Linked DNA regions of Homo sapiens: region 1 is linked to region 2. The links are chromatin contacts, found by Hi-C or POLR2A ChIA-PET in ENCODE. All regions are on one chromosome and are shown on one strand. The core of a region is the stretch at or near the end of the contact, and the rest is flanking DNA. Distances in the headings are between cores, read along the strand shown. Region 1 has its middle 9.5 kb from the start of CLDND1-AS1. Region 2 holds the start of OR5K1 (olfactory receptor family 5 subfamily K member 1).

Region 1 (3,145 bases), core at 489-2,988, 50 kb after region 2:
ATTTGGAATTGAAGCCAAAACAAACAAGGCTTCCTATTACATCCTGCCAAATCTGAACCTGAGAACCAGGGGTGCACTGGATCTGCAGAGCAGACTCTTCATACGCATCTCCAACTATCAGAGGTGGGATGGATTGGGACCTGTCACAAAGAGCCAGTCAACAGAAGAGTGTGGAAAGCACAGTAGAGAAATGGCTTTTAGAAGGCAGACACCAAGCCAGGTCTGTTTACTCCACAGCCCACTCTTTCATAATCTGCCTAGGAGAGAGAGAATCCTATTTCTTGCGTTTAAACATAGCTTTCAAATATAACTGCCCATTGGAATCACTTGGAAAGGTTTTAAAAATTTCAATGACCCGACCATAGCCCAGGCCAACTAAATCAGATTCTCTGGAATGAAAACATTTAAGTTCTCCAGGAAATTCCAATGTGCAGCCTAGGCTAAGAGCCACCACTTTATAGGCTTGGCAACCCCTCACAATGCAGCCAGTCATAACTAGCAGTTTTTGAGCGACTACTTTATGCTAAGCAATTTACATAATCCTCATCACAACTCTAAGAGACATATGATAATCAAAGCATTTCACAGATGGGAAAAGCGGTGTTTGGAAAAAGGCTAAGAGACAAAAGATAGACCTGGGATTACAAAGCTCGCATTCTGTCTCCCAAGCTAAATACTTAACCACCATATACCATGCTGCTCCTTGTGGATGCCCTGATTCCAGCAATCTCTCCAACCAGATAATACATTCTTCTTTTATATAGAGAAGCAAATAAGGCTGGGAGATACTACAAGAGTTGACTCCAGTATTCCCTTCTAAAAGAGAGCATAAACTCCTTCCATGGAAGTTAAGCAGGAAGAATAAAGGTTTCCAACAACTAACATTTGTAGAGACTTGGAAAATGTGTGGCAGGGTGTTAAAAGATCAATAATTAGAGATGCTTAGAATTATAAAGCAGTTGAAGTCAAACAGCATACTTTTTTATAGAATCAACTTAGTAGTTCTGAACAGCCATCCTTGATATCTTAAGATTAAGAAAACTGGACAGCACAGTCTATGAAGATAGGGCTAAGGATTGCGAAGGGAGGTGTCATAGGAAATTATGGGAGCAAGAGAACCAAAGATGTTTGTGAACATACAATGACAATACAAGCTAAGGGGGGAAAGAAACGAACAAAATGCGGAAGACTGGGAGGGGCTGAAAGGCTGCAGGGCAGGTGAGGTAAAGCTCACATACTGAGACACTAACACTGGACCAGTAAAGATGACACATTACTTAGTAACTCAGATATTTTAAAAGGTGTACGGCAGAAAGAAAATTCTCATTTCACATTTCTAAACCTTTGCAAATATACAAAGTAATATAAATTGGATCTTGCTTTTATAGAAGTTTGCTGAAAGTATGTAAATGTTTATATGTCAAATAATGTATATTTGTATACACGTAATGCTAGTAATAGAAATTCTGGCACTGAAGAGAATGTAATCACTCTATGGTAACTTCTTCTATAGGGCAAATAATTGTTACTCTTTTTACAATTGAGCATTTTCACATCATGAATTTGCAGGATGATGGCATGTAATTTGGCCCCAGGGAAAAATGTATCTTATTACGATGGAGTATAAGAACACCTGATGAGCAGTAGAAAAATAATTTAGATCCGTTTCCTTGTTTATTCCTCACTTTTCAAGGTATGAATCACTGTTCCCTTTGAGAAGAGTGCTGAAAGGAGGACAAAAGCCTCCACCCATCTGTGCCAGGACACAGCTGCATCAAGCTTGTGAAATAACAATTTGCATCTTCAGAGCTGCACCCATTAACTGCTCTTTTAGCTGCTAGAGAATTTCAGAAAGTTTTGCAATCAGGCCGTGTGCAGTGGCTCACGCCTGTCATCCCAGCACTTTGGGAGGCCAAGGTGGGTGAGTCACTTGAGGTCAGGAGTTTGAGACCAGCCTAGCCAACATGGTGAAACCCCATCTCTACTAAAAATACAAAAGTTGCTGGGCATGGTGGCACACACCTGTAATCCCAGCTACTCCGTAGGCTGAGGCAGGAGAATCCCTTGAACCCAGGAGGCGGAGGTTGCAGTGAGCCAAGATTGGGCCACTGCACTCCAACCTGGGTGACGGAGTGAGACTCCATTTCACAAAAAAGAAAGTTTTTCAATCAGCAAAATTAGGTTAACAGGTTTTCATTTTTGGTGAAAGTTTATATGAAGGCTAAGTATTAAAATGGCCCGATCTATATATGTTATAGTCAATTGAACATGACAGGGTCTATAGGTTTTAACTGTGCTAGTCTGCAATTTGGTGATGTTTCTGGAATGGAAAAACAAACTAAATTGATATGGTTTGTGGTCATCTCATTCTTCTCAAATCATATGACTAAATGAGTTCACCTAGGAGTGATTGTCAACCCTATCCTCTCCCTTAACGCACGTGTGCATGTGCACACACACAACTACAGCAGGTAAAATTTTAACACATTCCCATTAGATTATAAATTTGAAATCCTAGTGTAATATGATGCAGACAGAAGGCACACTGTTATCTGAATAAATTCTAGAATTCCTTTTTTGTTGTTGTTGTTGTTGTGCCAAATTGTGTTTTATGGCTATACTTAATAAATTTTGAAATGAGTCTTTTGCTAAAAATCATAGAGGATATTTACCCACATCATTTAGTTAGGAGCTATAAAATCAAAGTCTTAAAACACATTTGTTAAACTGCCACAAAATTCATTCTGAGGCCGGGTATGGTGGCCCATGCCTGTAATCCCAGCACTTTGAGAGGCCGAGGCGGGCGGATCGCCTGAGGTCGAGAGTTCAAGGCCAGCCTGGCCGACATGGGGAAACCCCATCTCTACTAAAAATACAAAATTAGCTGGGCATGGTGGTGCATGACTGTAATCCCAGCTACTCGGGAGGCTGAGGTAGGAGAATCGCTTGAACCCAGGAGGCAAAGGTTGTGATGAGCCAAGATCGCACCATTGCACTCAGCCTGGGCAACAAGAGTGAAACTCCACCCCAAAAGAAAAAAAAATTCATTCTGAAAAATCTGAAAATTAATTTTTTACTTTGGGGGTTGCTTTCAAAGATTAAATAGGGTTCGCCTTGCCACTGATTTTATCTATTAGGTTGATCA
Region 2 (2,995 bases), core at 278-2,777:
TGCTTTTTTCTTCTTCATGTATTTATTTATATATGCTTGCCTGCTCCCCTCGATTAGAATGTAAGTTCCATGAGAACAGAATCTATAATTATGACAGTAACAAGTAGGCACCGTATAGTATTTACTACATGAATTCGTGAATAAATGATACAATAAGTGGAAGCTGATTTGTAGTTCTGAATATGAGGACTTTACATAATTTCAAAGAAAGCATAAAAATTTTCATAAATTTGTAGGAAAATCAGAGTAACAAGAAATGAGTTACATGATTCTTTTCACTGACTCCTATGAATCTTTCCACTGACCCTACATAGTTTCCTGGGTAGGAGCAATATTCGTCATTCTTCCATTGTTCCTTTGGTGGAGGCTTTCCCCCAGTAAATCCTGATGAGCTCTCCTAAACAAATGGACACTTGAAATTGGTGGGCAATCAGTTAATCAGTAGGTGTCATAGCACCATAAGTGGGCTGGGCGTGGTGGCTCATGCCTGTAATCCCAGCACTTTGGGAGGCCAAGGAGGGCAGATCACTTGAAGTCAGGAGTTCAAGACCAGCCTGATCAACATGGAGAAACCCCCGTCTCTACTAAAAATACAAAATTAGCCAGGCATGGTGGTGCATGCCTGTAATCCCAGCTACTCGGGAAGCTGAGGCAGGAGAGTCGCTTGAACCTGGGAGGCAGACGTTGGAGTGAGCCAAGATCTGCCATTGCACTCTAGCCTGGGCAACAAGAGTGAAACTCCATCAAAAAAAAAAAAGAAAGAAACAAACATACAAACAAAAAAACACATCAAAATGATAGGAGAGTCCTGAAAGAGGGATGGTATTATGAAGAAAGAAGGCTTTCATGCAGCTGCTTCTGGATTTGGAAGAAATTTTCTAAAGTTTATTTTAGTAACTAAGGTATAAAGTTAGCAACATTATGAATAAAATGTCAAAGGAAGATTCTACAAATTAAATATTGCCATTAAAAAGAGGTGGGAAACGTGCCGCTTTCATCTTCTTATCACAGCAAGCAATCGCCTCTCCGAGGCCCTCAATCCTAGCTCAGTTCCCACTTTCTCCATGAAGCCTTGGCTGACCACTGCAGTGGGAATTTTTTCTTCCCACTAAGGATCTTATGTTCAGATTGGTGGTAAGGATAAATAGTATAAACTCAAATGAATAAAAATTAAAACATTTCTGTTTTCTTTAAATCTTATTTTAAGCTCCAGGAAACATGTGTAGGATGTGCAGGTTTGTTACATAGGTAAATGTGTGCCCAAAACATGGCTCTTAAAATTTGTTTAGAAATTGGAATTTGCCTTACTCTTTAGGTCTCAAAGGAGTAAGGTCTGTGATGTTCAGAGGATTGCATCTCTCAGACTGTGCTCTTACAATTTAGTAGGTCTCTGATGTTCAAAGGATTAGGTCTCTCAGGCTGTGCTCTGAAGTCAATGCCAACTAAATCCCTTTAGAATTATTTCGAACATCTGAACCATTCTCTACCAGTGACATAAATATTGGCATCAACCTCTTTGTAAAACTATTCTCCTAAATGATCAAGAAGATAGAGCTTAATTGTGAGATCTACTTTAAAAACTGTTATCAGGCAACCTACTGGCCCCTTTAAAACTCTTACCAGGGAAAATTCAGGTGAGAAAGAATTTAAAACTTATTTTTGCTAGAAATATTAATGACATGAAACGTTTATTTCTCTAAGTTATTTAAGGTTTTTTTCTTAAAACTCTAATTTTTCAATGTTTTAAGCTGGTTAAATTATTTTTAAATCTAAAGTCTATTGTGTAAGCTTTAGACAAATGACTATCATTCATTTGTATCACTTCTGAATTCAACAGAAGTCTAAATTTATATCAAGAGATAAAAGCACACTTTTATAGTAATAACAGAATACATTAATGAAGACTTTGAAACTTATTTGAATAATGTAGTTTGTCCTATTACTTATAAACTTGATGAAATGAATTATTAACCTCTACAATGAAATAGAGTTTAAAATTTTTGTGTTGGGCATTCCTATGTATTAAACAAATTATATAAGTAAGGACTATAATTTCAAACCAGTCTTTCAAATCCCAATATAATTTTGAGGAATGTTCTAGTTTCTTTTTTATTCTTAGAGAAATAAAATATCAATGTAAAATTTATTTCTATCTGACCAATGGACAACTGGGTGAACTGAAGGAAATTTTATATTATATAACTTCAAGCTGGCAAGGGCAAGGCAGTTAATGAAAAAGTTATTCAAATTACATAAGTTTCAAACGTTATTTTAAAAATATTGATCTTAAAGGTACATCAGCCAGGTGCAGTGGCTCATGCCTGTAATCTCAGCACTTTGGGAGGCTGAGGCAGGAGGATCACTTGAGGTCAGGAGTTTGAGACCAGCCTAGCCAACATGGTGAAACCCCACCTCTGCTAAAAATACAAAAAATAAATAGCCAAGCAGGTGGCGCATGCCTGTAATTTCATACTTGGTAGGCAGAGGCAGGAGAATCCCTTGAACCTGGGAGGTGGAGGTTGCAGTGAGCCAAGACTGTACCTCTGCACTCCAGCCTGGGCGACACAGTAAGACCCTGTTTCAAAAAATAAACTTTAAAAAAATATATATATACACACCAACTTCAAGTAATCTGAGATTTGAAAGTTAGTAATACCTTCAGAAACCAAAAAGGAGAGATCTTCTTATATCTTTCCAAAATGGTTTTCCTCTGTTCCCAAACTTCGGAGTATAGTTGTGGTCAATGAATATCCAGAAAACTGTCTATCTAGAAATATCTAGGAGGGTCAGTCAACCTTTCAAAGCAAGTAGGTAGCATAAAGCAGGCATCCAATGACTATCAGTTCAATTAATACATGATTCCCAAAGTAACAAAGATAAATAAGGTAGATTGAAACAAAATGCTCCCCGATAGGTAAGAACTCTTTGTCTATAAGTACATATAATGAGTAGATAATGAAAGTTTTTAAAATATCCCAAAATTTTAATAAATGTG

Evidence for each region. Hi-C counts contacts between places; a loop is a spot of excess contacts on that map. ChIA-PET counts read pairs that join two places held with the same protein, here RNA polymerase II (POLR2A).
Region 1: a map with no recorded cell type shows a loop between it and region 2 (2.1-fold over the local background). The contact joins the enhancer-like site here to the promoter of OR5K1 in region 2. A Hi-C loop is called at or near these places in 2 of 37 single-sample maps with no recorded cell type. POLR2A ChIA-PET finds 5 or more read pairs at or near these places in 3 of 52 experiments (OCI-LY7, PC-3 and activated T-cell).

What each region holds. Positions count from the first base shown.
Region 1 is chr3:98,511,538-98,514,682 of GRCh38, forward strand. No RefSeq gene overlaps it. Among named protein-coding and RNA genes, the nearest start is that of CLDND1-AS1, 9.5 kb to the right of the region's middle. Within about 2 kb of position 1,739, at least 5 of the 41 ENCODE cell types and tissues checked have a DNase peak (open chromatin) inside an H3K27ac peak, as active enhancers do; they include PC-3, where a contact is called at or near this core.
Region 2 is chr3:98,461,674-98,464,668 of GRCh38, forward strand. OR5K1 (olfactory receptor family 5 subfamily K member 1) reads left to right here and starts at 1,528. Exons shown (of 2, transcript NM_001004736.4): 1 at 1,528-1,634.